Linked DNA regions of Homo sapiens: all the other regions are linked to region 1. Evidence: chromatin loops called from intact Hi-C (ENCODE). Cell type or tissue: mammary epithelial cell. All regions are shown on one strand. Region 1 overlaps LINC02492 (long intergenic non-protein coding RNA 2492). Region 2 has its middle 84 kb from the start of LINC01060. Region 3 holds the start of FAT1 (FAT atypical cadherin 1). Region 4 has its middle 52 kb from the start of LINC01060. Region 5 overlaps LOC102723906 (a long non-coding RNA gene). Region 6 overlaps LOC105377613 (a long non-coding RNA gene). Region 7 holds the start of LOC124900838 (a long non-coding RNA gene).

Region 1 (4,000 bases):
GTGCTAGGATTACAGTCATGAGCCACAATTACCAGTCTAAGCTTACCTTTTTCAAGAACAATTCAGAAACCTTAAATGTAGATAATACAGTGTTTTTGAATAGGTCTGTAAAAAGAGAGCTTTGTTTAAGATAAAATAAAAATGCACACATATCTTTAAAAATAGCCTTTATTCCCATATTCTTTGCAAGAGTAAATATCTTCCTTTTTCTTTTCTTTTTTCTTTTTTTCTTTTTTTTTTTTCTGTACAGTGTCTCAGTCTGCCACCCAGGCTGGAGTGCAATAGTGCACTCATGGCTCACTGTAGCCTCAAACTCCTGGGATCAAGTGATCGTCCTGCCTCAGCCTCTCAAGTAGCTGGGAATAGAGGTGTATGCCACCATGTCCAGCTGTTTTTTTTTTTTTTTTTTTTTTTTTTGTCAAGATGAGGGTCTTTCTGTGTTGCCCAGGCTGGTCTTGAACTCCTGGCCTCAGGTGACCCTCCTACCCTGGCCTCCCAAAGTGCTGGGATTATAAGCGTGAGCCAGTGTGCCCAGCCTCTTTCCCGTATTGTTTACCAGATGAAACCTACAGCTTAGTCTTTCTAATCTTGACACTTCTCCCTCATTAAACCTGTAATCATTTGATGTAAGTCTTTCCAGCCAAGAGGAAAGGTGAGCAGATGCTTCTATAGAACTCAGTGCTGCAGCCAGTGGGAGTGTTCAGACCAAAAGCAAGAGCCACTCTGCCGTTCTTCCACCTGTTGTGTCTGCTTTTTTCAACATCAGGCCTGTCTTGCTGCCAGCCCCAGTGAAAATCCAGCTGACTCTCAACTTTATCATCATTGGCCATCTTGAGTCATCAATTGGTTTACTGTAGCTGATATGCCTACACTTCCTTCATTTGAACCCAGGTTGAATCATAAATATTTCATTTACTTTAAAGGATTCCAAAGTGTGTGTATAATATCAGATTTTAATTTTTTCCCCACTGCAAGGTGTTAGAGCAGAAATATTATAATACTGAATTAGAGTTCTGAGAAAGCACGGTTCTGGCTGATGCAATGCAGAAACCCAGCTTTTGTTGCAATTTTTCTGGCTTGGTCAAATTACTCACTTGATGTTCTTGGGCAAACTATTTAAAGCATCTCCTTATGATTCTTCAACTGAAAAATGGGGATACTGTAAAATATAAACTGAAAACATGAGGGTATTAGAGGCCCCACAAACACACACACACACACACACACACACACACACACAAAGAGTTCAGCATGTGTCATTATAACAGGAACTTTTTTGAAGAACTTAATTTCTTTGAGACTTAATTCATAACACTGGAACATATAACCTATGCTAGAGATTTCTGTCTTTTCATTTTAGAACTATTCACTTTATGAAATTTCCATAGAGCTCCCAATGTAAATACATTTCCTCTCTCTCTATGGGACAGTCACTATAGAATTATTTCAAATATTTTATGTTTAAGTTAAGTTAACCTTTGTTAAAATGGAAAAGAATGGGAGTGAGCCCCTTTAGTAAGACAAGCTCTTTAGTGCAGATATGGTATCTGGCATAAAGCCAAACCTTCAGGTGCAAGCCTCCTAGGGTGTTCTTAATTGAGCAGCCCTTGCTTAAGAGGTGTGTGTTACCACAGGCTCAGGAGAAGCACAGAAGTTACAGATAAATAAAGATCTTGGAGCTAAATTTATAAAAAGAACCTTAGGGAACTGTATCATCAACCCCCATTGTTTCAGAATGTTGGAGTAAGTTCATAAATCTCACTAATGGAAGCACAAATATTCCTGAACCGTTGCCTACCTTTTATCAATCTGACCATTTTAGGGAAAGATTTTTCACTAAACTAGAGTGGCGGTGCCCACCTTGAAAGGGAAGAGGCCGAGTTGCTTTCCATTTATTGTTCAGACCCCAGGGGAGTGGGGAGGGAGTGGGGGATGCATCCCAGAGGCAGTGAGTGGGGACCTGGGAGGGGACTATTGGGGAACTACTGAGGACAGGGCGAGTGATTGCTGAACCTCTGTGATGAGACACGAAATCTACATTTACTTTGCCTTTAGCCAGCCTCTCCTCCATAAGAACCATACATTCAGTGGTTTTAAGACGAATTGTGAGAGATTATTTCCAAGTTTCTGAAGACCAGTGAAATCTTGGGTGGCTACTACAGGACTCCACCAAGCCTTGAACCTGGGGCTGCAATGCAAAAAGAGTTCATAAAATGCAGCAGCAATGTAAACTCAAAAATAGTATGAGGAGAAAAGAAAACAGTACTCTTAAGGATGTTTTTCTTTTAATATTGTTGTTTGGTATTTCTAAGTATACTTTTCTTTACTGGTGTTGATTTGATTGACTTATTTCCTTTGCGTTAACAAAAGGGTGCTTGTCCAGACTGGTGCCTGAGTCCTCTCTTCCCAAGGGCATACCCCCATGGGAAAGCAGCTTTGTGCAGAATAAGCCACCATGTGACCTGCACTGCCACCTACTGGTATTTATCTCAAACTGCAGCTCAGGCTAACAGACCTGGGTTTGTATAATATGATTAGCCTGGGAATTACAAAATATTTGCAAACTCTGCATCCAACAAAGGTCTAATATCCAGAATTATAAGAAACTCAAACAAATCAACAAGCGAAGGGTGAACGACCCCATTAAAAATGGGCAAAGGACATGAGCAGACATTTCTTGAAAGAAGATATACACGTGGGCAACAAACATGAAAAAATGCTCAACATCATTATCATCAGAGAAATGCAAATCAAAACCTCAGTGAGATACCATATCATATCAGAGGAATGGCTATTATTAAAAGGTAAAAAAACAACAGATGCTGGTCAGGCTACGGAGAAAAGGGGACGCTTATACACTGCTGGTGGGAATGTAAATTAGCTCAGCCATTGTGGAAAGCCGTTTGAAGATTTCTCAAAAAACTTAAAACAGAATTAGCATTTGACCCAGCAAACCCATTACTGTGTGTATATCCAAAGGAAAATAGATTATTGTACCAAAAAGATATATGCACGCGTATGTTCATTGCAGCACTGTTCACGATAGCAAAGACATGAAATCAACCTAAGGTGACCATCAGTGGTGGACTGGTTAAAGCAAATGTGGTACATATACACTATGGAACACTATGCAGCCATAAAAAGGGTAAAATTATGTCCTTCACAGCAACATGGATGTAGCTGGAATCCGTAATCCTAATTGAATTAATGCAGAAACAGAAAACCAAATACATCATGTTCTCACTTACCAGTGGGAACTAAACATTAACCACATATGGACATAAACATGGGAAAAATGGAGACACTGCAGACTACTAGAGGTGGTAGGGAGAGAGCAGGCAAGGGCTGAAAAACCGCCTATTGGGTACTATGCTCACCACCTGGGTGTAATATACTCATGTAACAAATCTGCACATGTAGTCCCTGTGTCTAAAGTAAAAGTTATTTTTTTTAAATGCAAAAATAGCAGACCATACCCAGAGTGAGTAAGAATTTTGGAGATGTTCTAGCCATTGGTTCAATCCCTTAATTTTACTTCTGGCACACTGAGAGCAGAGAAGAAAGATACACCATGCACATGGTCCAAAGAGAAACAAAGCCTGCCATTAGGTAAAGCTGGAAGGACAGGTTTTTTAATCCATAACGTACCATCGTAGTAGGAAAAAGTCCAGCATGAATTGAACTCAAGTTTTATTTGTGCAGAGGAGACTGGGCATTTTAAAGCAAGAGCGAGAGAAGAGAGCATGGGTGACGGGGGATCAGTCTGGTCAGAGAAGTGGAAAATTACAAAAAGCAGGAAATCGGGGATTGGTCCGTGTGAAACCCACATTGTTTTGTTAACTGGAGCTTGTCAAGATGAGGCCCTTACCCTCCCACAGAGGCTAGGAGATGGGAGCCCTCTCTCCAGGGGTTGGCTGGAGCAAACAGTAGACTCCTTGGGCAGCCTGCAGTGTCCTCAGGCAGGCACTGAAGCCGAGCCGGGGTCGGGGTCGTCCCTGGG
Region 2 (4,000 bases), 760 kb before region 1:
ATCAGACTTAACATGCCTGAAACAGTTTCTTATCTGCCTTTATCTGACCTTGACACCCATTCCTTCCAAATATTTTCCAATTTCCATTAGGAATTGTCATAACCATTCACCCAAAATCTCAACTCAAAGAATTCTGACATTTCACATTTTATTTTTTAGTAAATATCATTGGTTCTCCCCTTTAAATATATTAGAACCCCGGCAAAACCTCACCACCTCCACTACCTCCACCCTAGTCCAAAGCGCTCACGTTCTGGTGCCCATGGAGGTGCCTGATTGGCTCTCCCTTCACAAGAACCTGCTGCAAGGAGCAGGCAGGTGACAGTCCCCAGCTGCCACTCTTTCCTGACTACCAGGCCACCCTCTCCCAGGCTCTTCCCAGTCCTAGGAGAGAGGACTAGGTCAAGGCTATTCATGCCTGGAACAGGATTCTTCTAGAGAGCAGCTTTTCCCAGGCGGCCCCCATTGGCCTTGCCAGCACCTCCTCAGCACTATGCTGGGTCTCAGGCTGTCCGAGCTCACCTCTCCTTTCAAGGTCTCCCACTGGCACAACTGTCTGAAGGCTTCCCCTCCCTGCCTCTGCCCCCGTTCCCTTTGTCCTTCACAGTTATGTAGATGGACCTTGCACATCTCATCTTGCTGGGCATCTACCTCAGACACAAACATGGTTCACCTGTACCTGATGCTAATATTTCTCCTTCCTCCCACTATAGCAGCGAGAGGTGTCTTTAAAACAGAAGACCAATGGTGTCCTATGACTCTTATAACCAAATCTAAACATGGCCACAAAACCTTTAAAATATGGCAGCCTCTCCAAATGTCTCCTTTGCTTCTCTACCCCTGTTACATTGGCCTCCTTGCTGTTACTGGGATCCATGTGGCATAGACCAGACCCACCTGTGCACATCTTTCTTCCTACAGAGGTCAGCAATGTTCTTCTCCAAGATACACATGCTCCATGTGGCCAGTCTTTCTTCCTACAGAGGTCAGCAATGTTCTTCTCCGAGATACACATACTCCATGTGGCCAGTCCTTCATTTGAGTCCCTGCCTCCCCTCGGCGAGACCTCCCTGACCCTGACTGTTTCTAAAACAGAAAATGTTTTCCACAAATGTCACTTGAGACATAAATCAAATGTATTTAAACATCCAAATATGCAGGCACTTTTCCAATCAAGTAATCCTTGAATAAACCCCAACTAAATGTCAAGCAAGGACATAAAATAAAGGGATAGAGTTTTGATAGCACAATATACTAGATATTCACATTCTCTGGGAAATATTTTCTTCTGAGATTAAAGTCGCACTTCTCTTTTCTGCAAATTGCAAGACATTGAATATTATTTCCACTCATCTATCAGTTATTTGTAAAATCAAACAAATGCACTGTGCAAATGGATGCAAATGAACTGTGACTATGCGTGTTTGTTTTGTATTCTGACTACAGTGACCATAGGTTTCATTTTAATAACCTTTCTGGTAGCTCTTTGAGAGCATTGTTAGAGACAATAATTCTTCAGAAGAGCACACATTATGAAGATAGAGATTTGATAAAGTGTTTATTATCTTTGTGGCCAAACTTTAAGGACTCATATCTGACACTGATCTAAGAGTATTTGTTAAAAGTGGTCAAAATGTGATTTATTTCTAAGTGTCTTCTGTTGTGTTCATCTGATATTCATTATCTGTAATTTTAAAAAATCATATTATGGAACTATGTGCTTGGCATGTGCTATCAAGAGTCAAATTTCAATACATGGATTACAAAGAAAATACCCTCAGGCACTGAAATGTCCTAAAGATGAGTCATTTTATAACCTAATATGTACCAAGAACATTCCAGCATAGAAAACATTCAAGCATCAAAAAGAAATAGATTTACTAGTGCTCTCTATGAATAAGATTTGCTTTAACTTTAGCCTTTCTTTGGTACTTGGGCAAATTCAGACTTCGAGTCATATTTTCTTTCTTAGAATAGACTTTCTTTTTGAAAAGTGATATAACTTTAAAAGGGAGAATACTGGAGACATCACCTGACCCAGTCACCCTATTGTAAAGTGAATTCAATAAGGTCTTGAGAAGTAGGGAACTTGCTTAAAGCCACAGAGCTAATGGAACTTAATCAACCCGCATTATTTGGAGATCGAACTCCAGTGTAATAACTTCTAGTTAATGTGTTTTCATGAAGCTGTGGTGTTCCGATATAACAGTTTTACGAAAGAACGAGTCACTCAATTTTCCCTCCAAATACTTATATAGCAAACCTCATACAAGACAAAGTTTCTGGCTCAAAGAGCTTTGGATTTAATTTAAAAGATAAGACACATTCACAGAAACTAGTAACAATAAAGTAATGTGATGTGATTAGTATAGATATTGTAACATCTAAGTTGTCTGATTACCATCCTAATGATAATTTCAAATACAAAGAAAATACAAGTACATATAATATCAAGAATATTGAGAGGCTGGGCACAGTGGCTCATGCCTGTAATTCCAGCACTTTGGGAGGCCAAAGTGGGTGGATCACCTGAGGTCAGGAGTTCGAGACCAGCCTGGCCAACATGGTGAAACTCCATCTCTACTAAAAATACAAAAAAATTAGCCGGGCATGGTGGCGGACACCTGTAATCCCAGATACTCAGGAGGCTCAGGCAGAGAATTGCTTGAATCCTGGAGGCAGAGGTTGCAGTGAGCGGAGATCACACCACTGCATTCCAGCCTGGGCTGGACAGAGCGAGGCTCAGTCTCCAAAGAAAAAAAAAAACACTCTGGAAAATTGTAACAAATAGTTATGCTGATTCTAAATATGAAATCCGTTTTCTATCCACTGACGGATTCAGGTCAAGTTTCATGAGGGGTTAAGCCCTGAAGCTCACAGAACATCTATGCTAAGACTTTCCACTGCTGAGGGTCTGAAATTGTTGCATGGAAGTTCAGGAGGCGGGTTGGGGACTGGCCATACAAATCAGAGAAGACCCCAGAGGAAAGAGTGGGTGGCATTTGTTATAGACCAGAGAAGGGAAAGCTGAGCTGCATTTGCAGAAGTGAAAGGGAATGGCTGGGTTTCAGTTTTAACCCTTTTGGTCTCACTAAAGTGGCAGCAATGATTGATGATTTAAAAGGCAAGAACGTGCTCTGGAAGGCATGCCTGATGGAATGGAAGGAGTTCCCTGGTTAAGTGAGACAGTTTTTGTGTGCTAATGAGTAGTGTATTTGTATAGCCAGTCAGCGTTTTTCTTTACTCATTTGTAGCACACTTTCTCCTTATTCAGATGCATTTTACAAGAGCTGCTAATTTTTTTCATGAAAAACAAGTTATTTTGTAATCAATCACATTTTATATTCTAACCCATAGATTAAGGAAATAGATACTATGTCATCTGATCCAAAAAACTCCATTTATGTTCGCAAATATATGGATAAACAAAGTATCAAATGCTTTTTTATGATCCTTTTTTTTAGATTTGATCAATATTTCTTATTGCCTGAAGTACAAATACTCTCAAATCCATTCCTCAAATGTAATAAAATACTTTCTCAGGTTTTTAACCAGAACATGTATAGTAACATCTATTAACATAATTTTATTTATTTTATTATTTATTTATTTATTTATTTATTTATTTACTTTTGAGATGGAGTCTTGCTCTGTCACCCAGGCTGGCGCATTCTCGGCTCACTGCAACCTCCGCCTCCAAGGTTCAAGCGATTCCCCTGCCTCAGTCCCCCGAGTAGCTGGGATTACAGGCAGCGCCACCATGCCTGGCTAATTTTTGTGTTTTTAGTAGAGACGGGGTTTCACTGTGTTGCCCAGGCTGGTCTTGAACTCCTGACCTTAGGTGATCCACCCGCCTCAGCCTCCCAAAGTGCTGGGATTGCAGGCGTGAGCCACCACGCCTGGCCTATAATTTTTAAAAAATACGTAGTAAATTATGTAAAAGCAGGCAACCCTCAATCATTAAACTTTCAAGGAAAATGCTATCAGTTGGGAGGCTATG
Region 3 (4,000 bases), 880 kb after region 1:
TCCACAGCAGATATTTTCCTGGAGGCTGGACACTTACATAAAGACGACGCATTCTTTATAAATTAAACCTCAACAGTGTTTGCATTTATCTAAATGGATATTATTTCGAGGAGGAGACAGTGATTTGCGTATTAGCCCCTATCACTAGGGATGACTTGTAAGACACATTAGGAACTGGCTCCTCCCCTATCCCTTCGCCCCCTCCTCTCAGAACCTTATAAGCTTCAGAGTACGGTCAAGACAAGAGGAGCATTGGGAAAGAATTTGAAAATAAAAATACAGCTCCGTGATTTTCAACACAAAGACCACGAAGAGCATAATAATAAGTCGTGAAAAAAAATTCACATCCAGAAGTTGGAGGGCCACAAAGTACAAGTCGTCCAGGCCAGTCTGCAGAGACTGTTCATGCTTCCGCCCAGCAAAAATCTGGCAGGCGACACATCGCGACGAATTTCGGCTGCAGAAGAGGAAGAGCATCACCTGCAGTCCGCGGCGTGGGAAACGCCGCCGGAGGGGCTCCGCGAGCCGGGGAAGTGCGCGCAGCGGGGCTCCAGGCGGCTCCAGGCGCTGAGTGCGAGGAACGCCCGCGCTCGCCGGCGCCCGGGAGACGCAGCCGAAGGAGGAGGGCGGGCGTTTCACCCGCGCCACAGCTGCGGCCGGCCAGAGAGACCGCAGAGGCCGGGACCCCCGCAGCCTCCACGGCCGCTGCTGCCACTGTCGGGGTGGCGCGCCCAGCCGGAGAATCCCGTCCGCGCCCGGGGCGGGGGGCGAGGCGGGGCGCTGACGTCACCTCCCCTCCCCCACCGCCTCCAAGGGGGAGGGAGTGGGGAAAGAGGCAGCGAGTCGCCGCAGCCGGCGGCCGCAACTCCTCAACTCGGCGGCTGGCTGCCTGGGCACGTCCTGACAAACTTGGCTGCTCCCGGGCCCTCGTTCCGGCCCCGCGCACTCTCTTTTCGCCTGCGTTTGGTGCTTAAGTTTGCCCTGGTCGGAAGCCTCCGGAGATGCGGCCGCCTGGGTCCCGGCGGCACGGACGTTGGCACTCTGGTTAGGGACATGCTGAAGATCCCGGGGAGGCAAAGTTGGTACTTCAAACCCGGCTCTTAACACATATCTACACCGCGAGGGGATCACGGAGCTGCCGAGGACTTTAGAGCCCAGGGCCGAGGACTCGGCTAGACTGGTGAGTTCTTTGTTCAAATCGTGCATGCCTTTTGGCATTTAAGTTTAAACGTTAATGAAATTACGTGGGGTGTGTGGCTCTAAGCGAGTGCGGGGAAGCGTGTGCGCCCTACGGGTTCTCGGCTCCAGGAGCTGCGCATCCCTCTGGCTTTGTGCGGATCGGCGATGAAAGATTCGTATGCATAGCTTTGGGAGTTCATAAAATACATATAGAGCACTGTTAAAAAGAACTTGAGAGGCGATGCTGTTTGTGCATTATTTTGAATGTAACTTATTATAGCAATGGTGCCTAGGGAGGGCGCATCGGGGCCGCGAGATTTGCAGGGGCGCAGCGCCCTCTAGTCCGGGCACCTGGCGAGGCGCGCTCCTTGCAGGGTTCTGTGCGGAGGCGAACCTGGACCTCCCCGGCGCTCGGCGACGTGGGCGCTTGCTCACCCCAGTCTTCACTGACCACCCACCCGGGCCCATTCTTTATATGAGTTACAAAAATCAGCTTGGGTGGACTGGATGTAGAGGCCGTGCTGGAGGAAAGCGTTTTGTTTCTGGAACCGTCTCCCCAACCCCCTCCCTAATTTCCACGAGCCTTTGGGGACAGGGTTAGGGAGGGTCGATTATTTAAAGGACAAATGTGGAACTTGAACCACATTTCTCTCTCTCATATAAAATAATTCGATTTGTGGTAGCTAATAGGCATGTCCATTTCGTTCTGTTGGCGCTTAAGGATCAGTAGAATCGTGGCAGAGTCCTAAGTCTGAAATCTCCATCCCTGGCTCTCGGCGGCTCCTGTGGCGACGAAGTGCAACTTCTTCCAGGCAGATAGATTTCTCAGGGAGCCTGGAAAATCGGGATTCCCAGACAGATGTAAAACATCTAGTAAGCCCTAGGAAGCGTTATTACTTATTAATTAATGGTAATCTTCTCCAGGAATTCTCTTGTGCCATTTAAAAAAAATCCCGTGATTTTACGTCAGGGAATGGTATCTTTGTACTTTTTTTACTGTTCTTCTTTTCCCCTTTTAGCATTACTCCCGCTTCCTCGCTCCCAGGAAACGGCTGGAGTTCCGGTGTGTTTGGGTTTTGCTGAGATTTACAATTCGGCAAGCGGCACAAGCCGGTTGGGCTTGGAGATCAGGTCACCCACTTTCGAGGTGTTCCATGTATGAAATTGACCTGTAAGCACTTGGAGCAATTATGGCCGGGACAAACACGTCTTTGGATGATGGAGTTTGCATTTGCTGGATGTGTGAATCTATGTGTATTCCAACTGGTGGGCAGGGAATATAGGGCTACGAATCGGCACACTCATCTTGCAGGCATTATTTTTCCTTCCCAGCCACAACCTGCTAGACACCTTTATTATTATTATTTTTTCCGGTCACCTCTAAGATGGCTTATAAGGTGACTGCGTTAACTTTGAACCCAGGAAATTCTCTTTCACACTTGACTGCCCTGCCGTTCCCCTCCCCGCCAAGCTCCCCTCACCAGTCCCAGGGAAATCGGATCTCTTTGTCTTCCCAGTGTTAAAATGCCTGAGTCCCACAAACTTTCCGAGATCAAGTCCGCCCTCTTGTCCGGGCTGCGTCCCAGCGCCTCCGGCCCTCCGGGCTTCGGCCGAGTCCGCCCTGCGCCGAGCCTGCGGCTGGAGCCCTGCCCGCACCGGGGATGGGCTCCGCGCCCGGGACGCTCAGGCTGGGCGCCCGGCGCGGGGAGTTCTCGGAGCGGGCTTCTCGGCGCTGGGGCTTCCCCTCTGCCTAGGAACTTGCAGTTGTCGGCCTGGGGTCACGCTTTGGGGCCCCTGGGGCCGACTCCCGGGCTAGGAAGCCCGCGGGACGCCGCGACTGCCTTTTGTCCCACAGGCCTGGGCGTCCGGGGTGTCAGCGGGGGAGGCCAGGCGCCCGCGGCGGGGAGGGCCTGGGGTCTAACTCGGCAGAAAAAGGTCGCGGGGGAAGCGTTTCCATTTTCTGGGGATTGAAGGAGGAAGTAGATTCCGACCTAGCTGCATTCCTTTGGAGACCTGAAGGACGACTTCAGCCCACCAAACCTTCGCGGACCCAGAGCCGCGCCATTCAAATGCAGATTCAGGGGCTCCCAGAAGGCTATGGAAAAGCTAAAGGGATGCCTCTGGGAAGCTTTCTCATTAGGCCCCAGCCTTTTTTTTTTTTTTTTTTTTTTAGCTAAGCTAACGTTTCCCTTTCTTGGCAGGGAGCTTTCCCCAATTCCTTGCACAGCGCCTGTGGCTGGCCGTAACTAACCTCGGCATCACAAGCCTCGCCCTGCCCCTCGGAGCCGCGCTAGACCCCGCTGGGCGCCTTCTCGTCTCCCAGCACGGACCTGGTGTTCGCAGGGACTGGGGCTCTTTGGGTCCGGGCGGGACTGCGTGGCCGAGCCCGCGGTCCCAGAGCCGGCAGCCGGGGAAAGTGGGCTCGAGTTTCCGCGCCCGAGAAATGAGCGCCGGCGCCGGCGGGCGGGGCCGGGGCGGAGGGATCTCCTGCGCTCGGGGAGCGTGAGGCGCCGGCGCCGAGCTGGGCGGCCGGGCGCGGGGAGAGGGCGCGGGAGCGGCTCGTGCGGCAGGTACCATGCGGACGCGCGAGCCCGGCGAGGGCCCCGGCAGGCCCGGTCCCTGCTCGGGGGCGCGCTGAGACGGCGGGTGAGCTCCACGAGAGCGCCGTCGCCACTTCGGGCCAACTTTGCGGTTAGTTCGCTGGGGCGCGGGCCGGCGGGCGGGGGCGAGAGCGTGCAGCGCGCTGCGGTGCGGACTCTGTGGGTGTCCGCCCGGTCCCCGGCTCGGGCTCCGGCGCTGCCGAAAACGGATGAGCGCGCGA
Region 4 (4,000 bases), 800 kb before region 1:
TAGTATTAGAATATAAAAAGTTTAATATTTCTTTGACATTTAACAGACTAGTAGGCATTGATTTAGTACAATAAAGAAAGCCACAACCTACGAAGAAAACAAATGTGATTCACTCAGAGAATCTCAGAAAGTTTCCTAGCTAGGAGTCAGCAAATAAGCAACCATGGGGGACTGGGTGAGGCTTAAATTCAGAAATAAAGTGATTACGTGTGTTCTAATTGCAGGCACACAAGACCGTTCCCGTGGCTCCCAGAAGGCTGCGGTCAGACGTTATCTCCAAGGAGGAAATTCTCCTTTAGACACTGGGGTCAGGTGATGCCCAACAACAAAGGTCCGCTCTGTTAAGGGGACCACTGGCCAATACGCCATCCCATACGGACTCCCAATCATCTCCCAGTGCATCACACTTAGTCATGAATGCAGAGCCAAGGACCACTGGCCAATACACCCACTCCCTACGGACTCCCAGTCATCTCCCAGTGCATCACACTTAGTCATGAATGCAGAGCCAAGGACCACTGGCCAATACACCCACTCCCTACGGACTCCCAGTCATCTCCCAGTGCATCACACTTAGTCATGAATGCAGAGACAAGGACCACTGGCCAATACGCCCACTCCCTACGGACTCCCAGTCATCTCCCAGTGCATCACACTTAGTCATGAATGCAGAGGCAAGGACCACTGGCCAATACGCCCACTCCCTACGGACTCCCAGTCATCTCCCAGTGCATCACACTTAGTCATGAATGCAGAGGCAAGGATCAGGAGGCACTGGGGACAGAGTTTTCATGTGAGTGGAACAAAATCAGTCTGACAGATTAAAGGAAACACAAAAGAAGAGAGAGAGTGCAGAAACAGAAAAAGTTATATTCGGAACCCTATTTCTAAGTATCTTTGAAGATACAAGACCTACAGCAAGAAAAAGATAGCAAGGAGAAGCAGCTCTTTCGTAATGCATATATAGGTGGTAAAATTATAAACACAGCTAAGACATGATGACACTAAAGGCAGAAAAGTGTTTGACTCCTGGGGGTACTGGGGTAGGGGCATGAGGAAGAGTGTGGTGACTGGAGAGGGACACCTGGGAGACTGCTAGGTTTTGGTAAGACTTTATTTCTTTACCTGTGTGGTTGTTGCATATTATATGGCTTTATAACCACTTGTTAAATATACATTTACATTTTGCACATCTTTCTATATGTATGCTGTATGTCTCTTTCTCTCACACACACACACAGTGATAAAGGGCAAAAATGGAGAAATTGAAAGGGCTCTTGGAAAATACAACTCTGACAATACCCCACCCTCCTTCCAAAAAAAGAAAAGATTGAAAGTGGAAGATGGAAAGTCGAGGTGGGAAATGAGGAAGCGTATTTGCAGATGATATAAAGAAAACATTCTCCCAAAATCATCCACAGAACTTGAAATAGAAAGGAAAAGTCTACTTTTAATGAAAACAGGAGTGAGGTGAAATGCCAAACCTCAACACAGAGAAAAAGCCTGCCAGCCCAGGGCAAACTGAGCAGGGCTGCTTGTGGGGAGGAGCAGAGTACTGACACTGAGGCCGCGGACACCATAAAGCCCAATGTGAGAGGCCCGTCCTAGAGGGCTCGCCACAGTGGCACTGGAGGCACGGGCTGCTACTAATTTCCCCCGGTCCCGGGTCACAGTCTAGAAACAGAGGTAGAGTTAGACGTGGGCCACCAAACCCACCACAGCCAGATGACAGGCTGGGGCAGAGCAATGGCCGCTGGATACCAAATATGACTGTGAGGCTCTACCTTGTCCTAGCCAGGGACCTGGCCCTCCATGAAATGCTTCCCTCTACCTACAGGAAAGAGACGGTTCAGGAGAAACAAAACATAGTCCAAAATGAGGAATCAGAATTAATTATAAATGCCTTAAAATAATGCAAAATAAGCAGAGTTACACAAGCAGAAAATGCATGCCCGATCCAGAAAGTGCATCCGAAACTGTAAAATGTGGCCACTGAGAAGCTGCACCAAATATTTTACCACTATTAACAACAGGCAGGCGCAGTGGCTCACGCCTGTAATCCCAGCACTTTGGGAGGGCGAGGCGGCTGGATCATTTGAGGTCAGGAGTTCGAGACCACCCGGGCCAACATGGTGAAAACCCATCTCTACTAAAAATACAAAAATTAGCTGGGCGGTGGTGGCGCTCGCCTGTAATCCCAGCTACCTGGGAGGCAGAGGCGGGAGAGTTGCTTGAGCCTCAGAGGCAGAGGTTGCTGTAAGCTGAGATCACGTCACTGCACTCCAGTCTGGGTGACAGAGAGAGACCCTGTCTCAAAAAAAACACGAAAAACAAAAAACAAACAAAAAAAAACAACAAAAAACAACAACAACAAAAGAATGCAAAATAATGAAACAATCGCCACGCTGAGCCAGAGGCAAATGGCCAACCACCAGACCACAGGCAGGCTATGACGGGCTAGTCGCCCTCTGCCATCCTGCTAAGGCACTGCAGTCATGTGAGCAAGCCTGGGCGAGATTAGCCAGAGCCAGCCCAGACCATGGGAACTCTTCAGCAGATCCTTAGGTTAACAAACTGTTGCTGTTTGAAGTGACTAAATTTGGGGATAATTTCCTAATCAACAGAAGCTAACAGACACACTTGGAAATTACAGATTTGAAATAGATGTGGAATGTCTCCCTCATCACCTATGTTCCATTGCCCTTGGAACAGGGGGGCTGTGAATCAATATGTGGCTTGTAGCTTTGTGTCTAGAAATAGCATAAAAAATTGTTGGGAAATCAAGGCGGTGGCTTCTGATTATCCATGTGGCCCGCAAGCACCCTGACTCTTGTTTGTGGCAGCCACATAGGCCCTGGATAGGTGAAAGGGCAAAGGGAGCTGTGGGTGCCCCAGGACACCAGCTGTGTCTCCCGGCCTGTATCCTCCTTTAAAGCCCAGTAAATGTAGCATCAGATTAAAGCTGTCTGTGTCTTGCAAGTCTGATGGCCAGCTTGAATCTGTAATCACAAGGGCAGTGTGTAGCAGTATTCAATACTGAAAGAGCTGAGACCTGTGAAATTTTGCACCAAGAAAGTGCAACCCGGAAATTTTATACCAACTATTATTTCAATCAAGTATAAACGCAATACAAACTGATTTTTGAATGTTCAAAGATATGGGAACATTGTTTATATGGAACTGCTTGGAAAATCTAGCAAACAACAATCATCAGTGAACCAAATGTTGATAGGGTATGAAAAGTTGCAGCCAGGGCCTGGTGACGAGCATGGAACCTGCCTGATGGTAGGAGAACTCAGTGAAAGAGACAAGAACGGGAACAGAATGTCAGCACTACAAATGTTAAAACCATCGCTGTGATCTGACTACCACGGAGTGTTTTGTGTGGCATCACTGATTTTCTTCTCTTTAAAACACAGGGCAGAAAAAGCATAGAAGTAAGAAAAAGTAGCAGAAAAGAAAAAATAAGCGTGTGATTCACAATGAAGATATGCCAGTTATGAATTCTAGAGATTAAATAACAGAGCATCAATGTTCTTAAAACAAAAAGTAGGCCGGGCGCGGTGGCTCACGCCTGTAATCCCAGAACTTTGGGAGGCCGAGGTGGGCGGATCACGAGATCAGGAGATCAAGACCATGCTGGCTAACATGGTGAAAGCCCGTCTCTACTAAAAATAAAAAAAATTAGCCAGGCATGGTGGCGGGCGCCTGTAGTCCCAGCTACTCCGGAGGCTGAGGCAGGAAATGGCATGAACCTGGGAGGCAGAGCTCGCAGTGAGCCAGGATCGCGCCACTGCACTCCAGCCTGCGCGACACAGCAAGATTCCGTCTCAAAAAAAAAAAAAAAAAAAAAAAAAAAAGTAGAGCATGCATAAGGAAAGACACAGACACAGGAGCACAGCAGGGAAAATTACATCACCTCTATCAGGCTGTGACTGCTGAAGAGAGCAATAGTAAGTCATGATGTAAAAATGTAAATCACATAGTTTTCTCTAATTGA
Region 5 (4,000 bases), 670 kb after region 1:
TTCCCTAACAGCAGATTTATTCAAGAGTTACAGAGTGGTTTTATTTCATATTGTATAAGAAAAAAAGGAATCACACTCTGATTCATATAAACTCTTTTATGACTTCTCCTTTAAGAGATGAGCTTTTTTCAGTCTATGCTAATTGAAGGTTTTCAGCCTGAACTTTCTCCAATTGCTTCCTCTTAATTCAGAAGTGTTCTAAATCTACACTAATCCTTTCTCCTTCTCTTTTGTTCTAGAAGCATTGTGGCAAATCCTTGCAAACTGGCCCCAATGTGTTATGCGGCCACATCTTTGTGCTTTTCCTAGTTCTCTTTCTTATTGAATCTGCCCTGCCCTGTGACCTGCAGAGTACCTTCACTTGATCTTGGAATATGGCAGAAATGATGCGTGAGTCTCAGTGCCTAGGCCTTAAGAGACTCTGCAGCCTTCTCTCACTTGAACCACCATGTGAGAGGTCTGGGCCATGCTGCTGGAAAGGCCACACGGGAAGAGACACACTACGGGATGAAAGAGCATCCACGGCGTTTCAGCCACCCAAGCTAACACAGTCAAGGAGTCAGACCAACCACCTTAGATCCTCTGCTCCAAACTGTGCCACTCGAGATGTGCTCAGCTGAGACGAGTAGAGCAGAGAGAAGACATCTCAGGGGAGCGCAGCCAACACACAGAACTGTGAAAAATAATAAAATGGTGTTGTTTAAGCCTCTAAGTTTTGTGGGGCTTCTGTTTTGTTTTGAGACAGGTCTCACTTTGTCACCCAGGCTAGAGTGCACTGGCGTGAACACAGCTCACTGCAGCCTAGAGCTCCCAGGCTCAAACAATCCTCCTGCCTCAGCCCCTCAAGCAGCTGGGACTACAGGCATGTGCTCCCATATCCAACTAATTTTTTTTTTTTTGTAGAGACAGTGTTTCGCCATGTTACCCACACTGGTCTCAAACTCGTGGGCTCAAGCAATCCCCCTGCCTTGGCCTCCCAAAGTGCTGGGATTATAGTCACTGTGCACCTATAAACTATGAACCACAGCGTCCGGCCATGCCTCCAAGTTTCTGAGGATATTTGTCATATGACAATGCATAAGTGAAACAGACACAACTGTCCCTCTTCTTTTCCGAGACTTGCTCCTTCTGAACTGTTGAGACCCCTCTTTATCTTTCCCTAAAGTCATCATTACCCTGTTTCTCTACTTGCTCCTTTCACTTGTCCTATAATGTACTGTAGTTTCCTCATCCAAAGAAATAAAAGCACCCCTGTAAACGATATTTTCAGGGAACTATTTATCTACATGCTTCCATACACCAATAATTGTCGAGAAAAAATACACTCTACGCTCATTTTACTTCATCTTTACTTCCCATTCAATTCTATCCTCTGGCTGTGCTCTTCTCTTTCTACAGAAAGTAATGGCTTAAAAGCCACATAAAACTTGCTAATCGCCAGTCCTGATCCCAACCCTCACGCATTCGGAACCGTTTAGCATTTGACTCTTGTAACCGCTATATTTTTCAAATTATCTTATTGGCTTCTATGATGATAAGCACCCCTTATTTTCTTGTAACATCTCCAGCTACTCCTTCTTAACATTTTTTTCCAGCTCTTCTTTCTCATCCGACACTCCCCCGAACCCTCTGCTTGAGGCACATCTGCTGACTCTGTCCCCTCCCACTTCTCTGTTTCTTCTAAACTCTGTGATGTCCCTGTCTATGAGTGGCTCAATTCTGTAACGTCAATGACTAAAGTCTGTAATGTTGGGTCCCATGACTGTATTTATTTATTCATTTATTTATTTATTTTTTATTATTATTCTGAGATGGAGTTTCACTCTTGTTGCCCAGGCTGGAGTGCAATGGCATGATCTCGGCTCACCCCAACCTCCACCTCCTGAGTTCAAGTGATTTTCCTGCCTCAGCCTCCTGAGTAGCTTGGACTACAGGTGTGCACCACCATGCCCGGATAATTTTATATTTTTAGTAGAGACAGGGTTTCTCCATGTTGGTCAGGCTGGTCTCGAGCTCCTGACCTCAGGTGATCCACCCTCCTCGGCCTCCCAAAGTGCTGGGACTACAGGCGTGAGCCACTGTGCCTAGCCTAAGTTTGTTGAACTAATTATTGAGTGGATTTAGATCGTCCCCTGAGTTCAGCACTCTTGCTAACTTATACCTATTTGTAAACACTAAATTTAAAATAGGTTTTAAAGAATAGAAATTTCCACATCAGTTTGTTTCATTATGGCTGTGATCACTGGTAGATTTCCTCCCACAGATTCCTTTGGAAATCCTGATAAACCTTGGACCATATCACCACAAGTGGACATAATTACAATTACATTCTGGGTGTTCTTTGTACACCCAGGTTAGCCAAAGTCCATGTTTCTTCTTCCCTTTGCTTATAAATAAAACTACTGTTGCTACGGATGTGTCATCAGAAATATGCTACCAGGAAGTAAAGGAACAACCATAAAAAATGCAACCCAGTGAAAATTGAGCAGCTCCATTCCTGCAGTATATAATTCTGTTTAAAAGAAGATTTCCTGCAGGAATGTGGGATGGAGCCTAAAGTTAAATGACAATGATAGTTGAGTTTGTTGAGAGAAAAGAAAGAAAGAAAATATGAGCTTAGAAGCCACCAAGCCCTTACACGGTGGAATTCTATCGTGATGAGTACTTGAGTACACGAGATAGTCTAAACACTTTCAACTAAAATGATCAGACTTACAGGGAAGACCTTTCACTACATCAAGGAGCAGGAAGGAAGGAAAGATATTGTCAGCTTTTGAAATTCCAATGTAAACAAAACATGGGAAAGTCTTTTACAGGCCGTGGCATACGTTCTTTCTTTTTCCTCTTTAAAAAGTAAAGACGCTGCTTTCCTTAATAGTTAACTAAACCTGGAATGTTTATGACTGATTATTCTGAAGCGATTGTACTCCCCAATCCCTGAATGTTACAATCTAGCATAGAGCGACTGGAAATGGAAAAATAAATAGCCAGGGAAAAAATAACTTGCTGCATTAGCTTTTCTCCCAGAGAAGAATTTGAAACCTGCAACAAAACTAAATGGGGGCCTTCTTCTTCCTTTCTAGGAAGAAAATTCAGGATACCCAAAGACAACAGCCACTCCGACAATACTCTGGACATGCTGGGCTCATAGATAGAACTGAGGGTTTTTTGTTTTTTCCTTTATTTTTTTTAGCCAACTTTAGAAGTTAATCATGTATATGACATTATTATTTCCCCTATTGCCTCAAATATCAAGGGGCTAATTATGTGTTATTCAGACTCGATTTTTTTTCCTGTTCTTTTCCTCTGGTTGCTATTTAACTGGTTTCTGTTTATTAGCCTTTTTATCAGAAAAGACTGACAGGCTGGGGAAAAGGAGGCAATAAAATAAACCAGTTAACTTAGTTACTCAGAATTGTAAGACTTTTTGTAGGAAGCATCTTCTGTTCCATGAGGGAGGGCAAGGATTGACTTTCACACTATCTTCCCAGCATCTAGAACTGCCCGGCGCATGCTAGATATGCAACAGATGTTTCTCAAAGTAAGGGAGAAAGGTGAGTTAAATCAGACCTGGGGATTTGTAGATTACCTAAGATATTCTTGTCTTCCATTTGTATGAATCCTGAGAGTTGGCATCGGTAACAGCCACGAGACATACCTCAGTCTGTGCCCAGCAGTGTCACAGGTTAGCTGTTTGGCTTTACAGCATGGTTGTGACTCCCTGATCCACATCCAAACCCCAGGCTGCTTCAGAGTTTCCAAGGTAGGAGCTTTCAAACTGCTTTTACTGCAACCCAGAGTAAGAAATAAATTTTCTATCAGTACCCAGTACACACACCACACCACAGAGAGAGAGGTGTGTTTTGAAAACCAAAAAAAAACTTTCATGAAATAACACTTAGCCTTACTATGTAAAATATACTGGTCTGTTCTAGTCTATCTCCTTTTTGAGTGCTGTTTGCAACCTACTAGATTAATTTCAGACCAATGAAGAGGTTGT
Region 6 (4,000 bases), 1.5 Mb before region 1:
TGACACAAGTTTGCCTATGAAACAAACCTCCGCATGTCCTCCTGACCTTAAAATAAAAGTTAAATTTAAAAAATACAAATTGGAAAGAAAACATAATGTGATAGATTGCTTCACAACCATAGGATTTCCGGAAGAAATATGAATTGGAAGCATCAGTGTCTAAATGCAGTTAAGAAACTCATGCTATCAGAATCATCTCTTGGTTGTTTTCCCTCCCAGATTGTCTTTTCTCCCAGGGACTCACTGACAGTGAACAGCGATCATGCCTAGATTTACCCTGTATCTGCCCTCAAAGCTGACGTGGAGTCAAATGCCACAAATAGACTTGATCATGCAACCTTGATTCTCTTTCTGAAAAATGTAATTAGTAACCCTCCTGTCTATCATATATTTACAGAAATACTGATTAGCCTTGGTGTAAAGCTTCTAATAAACAGTAGGCATTGTTAGAAATTTAATTCATTCATAGGGTTTTTTGAGCCTAGCGATACATTTGCTGCACTGACACATAATTTATCATTTTAGAACTCTTGGTTCATGCTTTTTAATATTTGAGACATGGATATCCTTTAGCTCTGTGAGTGATACTGAGGAAGGAAAGGGCAGGATGTGCATCATGAAGAAAAACTATGATCAATTTAAAACAGGCTATCAGGGAAAACTTCACTGAGATGAATGCGTGGACAGGCCGCCCAGTTATCAAAACAATTATTGAAGAAATCATTTCTATTGTTCTAAGAGGTAATGTGTGCCTCAGCTCTTCCATCCACTCAGTTTTTACCAAATCTTTTTTTTTTTTTTTTTTGTTCTAGGCCCACCCTCTTCCCGGATCAACAGGGTCCAAGAGCAGGAAAGTGGAATTGAATACCTGGACTAAGACCAAAGAATGCCGCAGTGCGAGTTGGGGGGGATAAATTCCAGGTATTTCTTCTCACTTCCAAATGTAACTGAATCTCTTTTATCTGGAAATACAACCTGAGATCATAGGAAAGAGGAATCAGGCCAAAGCCACTTTTTGGCATTGGTACGTCAGAAATACCATAGGCACAGCTTTTCCACAGGGTGGTATTTCTTGTTTGGACATCTTGCTGATCCACTGAAAACATGCATTTGTGAGAAATGCATGGGAACCATTTCTTTTTTATAAATAAGGAAATACTTTAGTAGAGGGTTAGTATTGGATTCTTACTTTGTGTATTTTCTTTTAGCAATAACACCTTTTTCCTTTCTTTGCTATGTTAGGAGAGAAAGAAGACTCCTGTTTATTGTACAAACACAGTTGCTTTTACATTTCAGTGTGCTGCTCTTAGAAAACAAACCAGAAAGCCACACATATTATTTCTACATGGTTTCCTACCCTGTGGGAAATCAGTGTTTTGAAACTTCAGCATATTATGCATAAATAAACATACCTCATTGGTCTCACATATTTTGGATAAATGATTTAATAAGAGAGTAAAGCAACAGACGAAAGCTTTGCCTCTAAAAGATTGTTCCGTTATAAGCTATTTCCCTTTGCTAAGATACTGTTTTAACAAAATATTTCTCATTTAAATTCTGGACACGCGGGTATTTTAGGTTTTGAGCTGTTGCTCTAGTCGGTCTGCGCCTGCAGATGGCAGCGCTCCTTCATCGTTGCAGCGATGTGGATTGAAATGCACTGGAGCGTCAATGGAAGGTGAATTTATGAAGTGAAATCAAACTTCAGAAATCTATTTTCAGGTATATTCTTCTAGTTTTATGAAACCATAAGCTTATGTTGTTTAAAATGCTGTTATAAATAGAAGTGAACCTCAGCCACCAGCCTGAAGGCTGTCCTTTCTGCTCTTGGGTGTGGAAGATGTCTCATGGGAGTGCATCGTCTCTTCTCAGTATGTGAAAAACAAAGTGGCCGGGCGCGGTGGCTCACACCTGTAATCCCAGCACTTTGGGAGGCCGAGGTGGGCGGATCATGAGGTCAGGAGTTTGAGACCAGCCTGGCCAATAAGGTGAAACTCCCTCTCTACTAAAAATAGAAAAATTAGCCGGGCGTGGTGGCGGGCACCTGTAGTCCGAGCTATTCAGGAGGCTGAGGCAGGAGAATCGCTTGGACCTGGGAGGTAGAGGTTGCAGTGAGCGGAGATCACACCACTGCACTCCAGCCTGGGTGACAGAGCAAGATTCTGTCTCAAAAAAAAAAAAAAGAAAAGAAAAGAAAAACAAAGTGACTGACCCACTGAGAAACATGTTCTCAGACCTCAGTTCCAGAAAATTATGAATGGCTAAGCATTACTGTAGAGTAAATCTGTTTCATTTTTCCACAGGTTGGTCTGTAGATCACATTAGGGAAAGGCTGGGCAATTCTGTCTTTATAAAATCCACACTTTCATGAGTGCCATAATAATTCTACGGACACCTTCAGTGGGGCTTGTTAGAACACTGCTGCTGATGCTCCCTAGACTTCTTTTTCAAAGAACCATTGGTTTAATCAAGAAAACAGAAATCCTTGACTGGAGAGATTTATTAAGCATTTAACATTTTTTTTTTTATAAAAAGCACTTAACTTCATTTTAAGGAGTCAAAAATACAAGAGTTGTGGAGTAGAATTTCTGTAAATTAAGTAACCAACTGGAGCTCATGAGCCTGTGCTAGATTAGCTGGGAGTAAGAGTAACTGATCATAGTTGGTGTGTGATGACACTGGGCCAGCCGCTGTGCTGAGGTGTTTGGTTGTTTTAACTCACATAAATCTACATAGCAACCCTACTATTTTCTTTCAGTTCTATGATGCTTAGTTTTTCATATTTTAACAGTTCTAAAATTAGGATATGTTCTAAAATAGATGACTTCTGACAATCCCTATCCATGAGGCAGAAACTGAGGTACTATTTGTTTGTTTGCTTTTGTTTATTATTATTATTATTATATTATTATTTCAATAGGTATTGGGGGAACAAGCGGTGTTTGGTTACATGGATAAGTTCTTTAGTGGTGATTTCCGAGATTTTGGTGCCCTCATCACCTGAGCAGTGTACACTGTACCCGGTGTGTACTCCTTAATCCCTCACCCCTCTCCCACCGTTTCCCTCAAGTCCTCAAAGTCCATTGTATCACTAGTATGCCTTTGTGTCCTGATAGCTTAGCTCCCACTTATGAGTGAGAACATACGATGTTTCCTTTCCCATTCCTGAGTTACTTCACCCAGAATAATGGTCTCCAATTCCGTCCAGGTTGTTGCGAATGCCATTATTTTGTTTCTTTTTATGGCTGAGTAGTATTCCATGATATATACACACCATATTTTCTTTATCCAGTTGTTGACTGATGGGCATTTGGGCTGGTTCCATATTTTTGCAATGTGAATTCTGCTGCTATAAACATGTGTGTACAAGTACCTTTTTTTGTATAATGGCTTCTTTCCTCTGGGTACATACCCAATAGTGGGATTGCTGGAAGAAATGGTAGATCTACTTTTAGTGCTTGAAGGAATCTCCATACTGTTTTCCATAGTGGCTGTACTAGTTTACATTCCCAGCAGCAGCGTAGAAGTGTTCCCCTTTCACCATATCCATACCAACATTTATTACTTTTTTATTTTTTGATTAAGGCCATTCTTGCAGAAGTAAGGTGGTATCTCATTGTGGTTTTGATTTGTATTTCCCTGATAATTAGAGACGTTGAGCTTTTTTTTTTTTTGAGACAGAGTCTCACTCTGTCGCCCAGGCTGGAGTGCAGTGGCGCGATCTCGGCTCACTGCAAGCTCCGCCTCCCGGGGTTCCCGCCATTCTCCTGCCTCAGCCTCCCGAGTAGCTGGGACTACAGGCGCCCGCCACCACGCCCGGCTAATTTTTTGTGTTTTTAGTAGAGACGGGGTTTCACCGTGTTAGCCAGGATGGTCTCGATCTCCTGACCTCGTGATCTGCCCGCCTCGGCCTCCCAAAGTGCTGGGTTTACAGGCCTGAGCCACCACGTGCAGCCGAGATGTTGAGGATTTTGTATATGTTTGTTAGCCAATTGTACAT
Region 7 (4,000 bases), 1.6 Mb before region 1:
TGTCAAACTCAGTCTTACTAGTCTGCCACGGAACTTGAGGAGACGAAACAGAGGGGCCGTCTCCCACGCCATGCTGTCTTACAGCTTCTGAGGATGCGTCTTCCTGATGCCTCTGCTTCAGTTTTCACTCGTGCTACTTCTATCCATTTCAGCATCAATTGGTTCCTAGATTTTCGGATTTAATAATTCAGTAAACATTCAAAACAAAAATTAGGATATCAAACAGGTTTTCTGATTTTTGATTTTTAAAGTCAGAATACTAAAATTCACATTCAATTCCTCTCACTTAATATCGCAAAGTGTCTATTATCTATCTTTATTTTTCTAATTTTACTATTGGCTAAAAGACAATTGTTTTTTCCAGGGAGAGGGGAACATATTTGCTCCCTTTTATGTATGTTATTTTTGTTTTCTTTCACACTAGCTTTTTCTTGTTTATCCTTTTTCTAGCAAACAACGTCTTGCTTTTACTCTTCCATGAGAAACTTTTCCTGTCTTACCAGTTTGCAGACTCCCTCCCATGGTGCTTCTCATAGCTGCAGCTATCATAAATAAACAGCTTTATTTATTTATGAAACAGCTTTCATAAATAAACAGCCCCAACTGAAACTCACTTGTTACTGTTTAAGTAGAAAATCTTGGTACTTCTGGAACATATAACGTAGCCAAAATTAACATAAAATAGGTAACACAGAAGACTGGTAGAATGCAATGTTCCAGGAATGTGTATTTTGGGGATATTACAGTGTCCCTGTCTATATATTCAGAATATGCTGTATATTCAGATGAATATAAATGAAAGTTTCGGTCAGTCGAATTTTTGTTAGTCCACGTTTAAAAAGACCAGGGTATCAAGACTTTGGGAGTTGTTATTTAAGCAGATTAGCAAATTCAGTTAGCCAAATATTCAGTAACTTCAAACTTTCTCCAGTTGCACTGAGATTACCTGTGCTAGAGAAACATCAACACTTTTATCTATTATTCCAGAGCTGCAGAATTCCAGGGAAAGTTTAAATGTTTATCATAATATTATTCACCAAACTAATACTATAAACTTCCACACTTAATTCTCTGCCTTTATAGCCCATGAGTTGCCTTTCAGCAAACCGTGCTACAATGATATAGAGTTATTTACATCCGCTTAAGCCTATCAAAAGAGCCTCAGACATTTTGTTCAGTTTGACTGATAGAAAAGCCTTCATCTCAGCACTCCAAAAATATTATTGTGCACACATCTCCCCAGGGCATGTTACTATATGCTGCTAACAAAACGGTAAATAAGGTAGTTAAGGGGCTGTATTGGTCAAGTTTCTATTTTGGAGAGGGAAATATGCAACACACCAGGAAAAAATTAGAGAAAATAAATAGAATAGTTGCGAATTACAGTGAGTTGTTGGAATCAAATAGATAGGTAGGCCTAATTTCTATTGCAGTGTCGACATGTGAGCTGAGAGCTGATGGATGAGAAGCAGCCAGACAGGCTGCCTTCAGGGGAAGAAGCCAGAGGTGCAGAGGTGCTGATGACAGAAAGGGGTGGGGACTGACCTGCGAGATGGTAAATGCAGAGGAGCACGGAGAGAAAGAAGGCTGGGTGCCACGGAAAGTAGGAGCACTCACTGAACAGAGGCTTTTAGATTAGGAGAGTCTCCTTTGAAGACCTTGGCTCACGTCACTGGGTTTATGACTCAGAAATAGCTTCTAGAGCATTTGCTATGTTGAATGCCTTTAGGAACTTGGAATGTATGGAAGAGACATTTAAGAATGAGAAGAGTGTTTTCGGGCGGCAGTTCAGTGCCTTCTGTCCTCAAGGTTCACAAATGAGCTGTCAATGTGGGCTCTTCCCATGAGGTTTAGTTTACAAGAATCTGCAAACCACAGCTGAAACCCTGTGTAACGATCAAGCACAACCCGGGCATTTGAATTTCTGTTATGAAGCCCTCATGGTTTATTTAAACAGTTCACACTGGTTTATTTAACCACAAAAACACAAATTGTTGTAGGGTTTTAGAACTGTACATTTCTTAAGGGTATTATTTAAAGAAAAAATATAATGAACAGTGTTTGAACACAGGAATTTCTATAAAGGTAAGACAAGTGTTGTTTTCCTTCCTTCCTCTCTCTTTTCTTTCTTTCTCTTTTCTCTCTTCCTTTCTTTCTTTCTGTAAAAGATACTTACTATCGATTTATAGTCAGTAAACACGCTTTAACATTTTAGTAAGACATCATCAAACAGCAAATGGGCAAAATACAGTTGTAGAAGAAAATACGTCCTTTATTTGAATATATGTCACCAAAATAGAATAAATGTAGAATGTCTTCCCTGCCCTGCTTTTCTCCTTCTCCACGACAGGTGGCGCTCCTGAACTACCACAGGATGCGCGCGTTGCCAGGCCGCGGCTCCCCTGGGGCCACGTTGCGAGTGTGCAACGTGGTTTCAGTTTGGCATTCTCAGAGAATAGCTGAGACTGGATTTAACCAACTAGTGTTTATGTCACAATGTCCAGGGGAGTGAGACTGCGGTTGATAGGAAATGTGTTTATTGATATTGTCAAGAATCTGGCCAGAAACCCTATCATTACAGATCACCAGACAATGAACACTCACACAGAATGTTGTTCGAACGTTGCAATCATAAAGGAAAAGGAATCCGCTTAGCGTTTTAAATTTTAGGTTTGGAAACTTCTTAGAAATTTCTTTGAGCTGTCGAATCCAGTATCTTTGCTAAGAAGCTAGAAGTATCACAAAAACTAGTTTTTGAATGACTTTTTTCCTCAACTCCATTTATTTTTAAAAATCTTGAAATATCCACATATTATTTTCCCCTTTTTCCACCATTCAGCGATTTAATAACATACATTTGATTCAAAACATGTTTGCATTTTACACTGACATTGTAACTAAATAAGAGATTGGCTGTTTCATTTACAGCCAAGTAGCTCTGCTGTGTTCAGGTGCAATTGTCACAGGTAAAGTGTGTGCCATAACCAGGGCCACTCACAGTTCAACGGAACCAGGGAAAGAGGCAAACACGTTCTGTGACCCAAATGGCAAATCCCTAAGGAGAGCTTGCTGATGAATTAAAATGGCATTAAAACTGGACCCAAGAAATTGGACTGAGAGAGAGTTTCAGTGAGACAGACCTCAGGAAATCAGGAAATTCAGGTGATTATAGAAATCCCAGGATGTCTGAGCACTGATGCTTCCAGGTATTCACCTGCTCCATCATATTCTCCCTCTTAGTTTCTCTCGGTTTCTCCCTTTCTTGGTTTCTCTCTCTCTTATTCGGTCACTAATAAGTTCTTACACAATCTATATAAGATGATGTTTGCCTTCCAGGTAATGTTCTACTTTTCTATTTTCAAAGTTCCACGTCTCCTAATACAGCAGATTGAGGAAATGAATATTTGCCTTCTCCATTGTTTAAATGTCCACTCACTTTTTCATAAACTACTTCCTTACATAAACTGTTCTCTGCTGTGTGGTCCCCTGCTAGCCAATGCCTACAGGCTGTTTGTGCATTGTGTCTTTTCTTATTATACAATTATATTTAGTGTCACATTCGAGGATCTTGAGTGGTTCTAGTTAATCAGCCTTCCCCCAGGGGCGACTTCTCCCCTGCAGCTCGATTCTTGTCATAGATGAGCCTTAGACACCGTCTGATGCTCAAGCACTTTCTTCTGGCAGTGCCCTTACAGGAGGGTTAGTAGGAGTCGGCTGTGGCATGGGCCACACACAGTCGGGGTCAGAAGACTGACTAACCAGAGGACTTCCAGCCAGAGACCATTTTCAATATTTGGGGGACTCTTCCTCCTTCTTACACCTGTATTCAATCCAGGTCAGTTACTAGGGCTTTCTTTTGTGAAGAGGATTTCAGCCATTCTTTAAGGGTAAACTTTGTTTCAAGGCTTATGAAATTGGCATCTGTGCTGAGGTGGCCTTGTCTCTAGGGCAACAGGGGTTTTAGGTCCCCTTGTCATAGAGTTCTGGTAACCCCTGGGCC

What was found. Hi-C counts contacts between places; a loop is a spot of excess contacts. Peaks named below come from ENCODE experiments on the same cell type or tissue, not always from the same donor. Only the 100,000 strongest peaks of a DNase experiment are listed, where the experiment ranks them.
Region 2: a loop joins it to region 1, with 13 times the contacts of the local background. A loop is called at or near these places in 11 of 110 quality-filtered maps.
Region 3: it touches region 1 in a loop (18-fold over the local background); 17 of 110 quality-filtered maps call a loop at or near these places.
Region 4: it touches region 1 in a loop (3-fold over the local background); 2 of 110 quality-filtered maps call a loop at or near these places.
Region 5: a loop joins it to region 1, with 5 times the contacts of the local background. A loop is called at or near these places in 6 of 110 quality-filtered maps.
Region 6: it touches region 1 in a loop (17-fold over the local background); 26 of 110 quality-filtered maps call a loop at or near these places.
Region 7: it touches region 1 in a loop (12-fold over the local background); 23 of 110 quality-filtered maps call a loop at or near these places.

The regions. Positions count from the first base shown.
Region 1 is chr4:187,605,164-187,609,163 of GRCh38, reverse strand. The region is part of intron 2 of LINC02492 (long intergenic non-protein coding RNA 2492); the gene reads left to right. The region is part of intron 1 of LOC105377604 (a long non-coding RNA gene); the gene reads left to right. Among named protein-coding and RNA genes, the nearest start is that of LINC02492, 65 kb to the left of the region's middle. In mammary epithelial cell, a CTCF peak has its summit at 2,477 (motif pointing left); DNase peaks (open chromatin) are centred at 813 and 2,423.
Region 2 is chr4:188,370,054-188,374,053 of GRCh38, reverse strand. No RefSeq gene overlaps it. Among named protein-coding and RNA genes, the nearest start is that of LINC01060, 84 kb to the left of the region's middle. In mammary epithelial cell, no CTCF peak of the experiment used is centred here; a DNase peak (open chromatin) is centred at 1,793.
Region 3 is chr4:186,723,534-186,727,533 of GRCh38, reverse strand. FAT1 (FAT atypical cadherin 1) reads left to right here and starts at 3,678. Exons shown (of 27, transcript NM_005245.4): 1 at 3,678-3,870. RefSeq lists enhancers at 552-1,053, 2,236-3,235, 3,736-4,000. In mammary epithelial cell, CTCF peaks have their summits at 492, 1,518 and 1,980; DNase peaks (open chromatin) are centred at 793, 1,503 and 3,643; H3K4me3 peaks cover 4,000 bases; H3K27ac peaks cover 4,000 bases.
Region 4 is chr4:188,401,943-188,405,942 of GRCh38, reverse strand. No RefSeq gene overlaps it. Among named protein-coding and RNA genes, the nearest start is that of LINC01060, 52 kb to the left of the region's middle. RefSeq lists an enhancer at 1-1,092. In mammary epithelial cell, a CTCF peak has its summit at 2,474; a DNase peak (open chromatin) is centred at 618; H3K27ac peaks cover 2,806 bases.
Region 5 is chr4:186,935,599-186,939,598 of GRCh38, reverse strand. The region is part of intron 1 of LOC102723906 (a long non-coding RNA gene); the gene reads right to left. Among named protein-coding and RNA genes, the nearest start is that of FAT1, 210 kb to the right of the region's middle. RefSeq lists an enhancer at 3,629-4,000. In mammary epithelial cell, a CTCF peak has its summit at 2,314; a DNase peak (open chromatin) is centred at 2,388; H3K27ac peaks cover 1,034 bases.
Region 6 is chr4:189,121,961-189,125,960 of GRCh38, reverse strand. It overlaps LOC105377613 (a long non-coding RNA gene), which reads left to right. Exons shown (of 4, transcript XR_001741964.1): 2 at 813-921; 3 at 1,579-1,722. Among named protein-coding and RNA genes, the nearest start is that of LINC02508, 350 kb to the right of the region's middle. In mammary epithelial cell, a CTCF peak has its summit at 1,604 (motif pointing right); no DNase peak of the experiment used is centred here.
Region 7 is chr4:189,200,808-189,204,807 of GRCh38, reverse strand. It overlaps LOC124900838 (a long non-coding RNA gene), which reads right to left and starts at 1,663. Exons shown (of 2, transcript XR_007058428.1): 1 at 1,546-1,663; 2 at 1-165. In mammary epithelial cell, a CTCF peak has its summit at 2,356; a DNase peak (open chromatin) is centred at 2,447; H3K4me3 peaks cover 187 bases.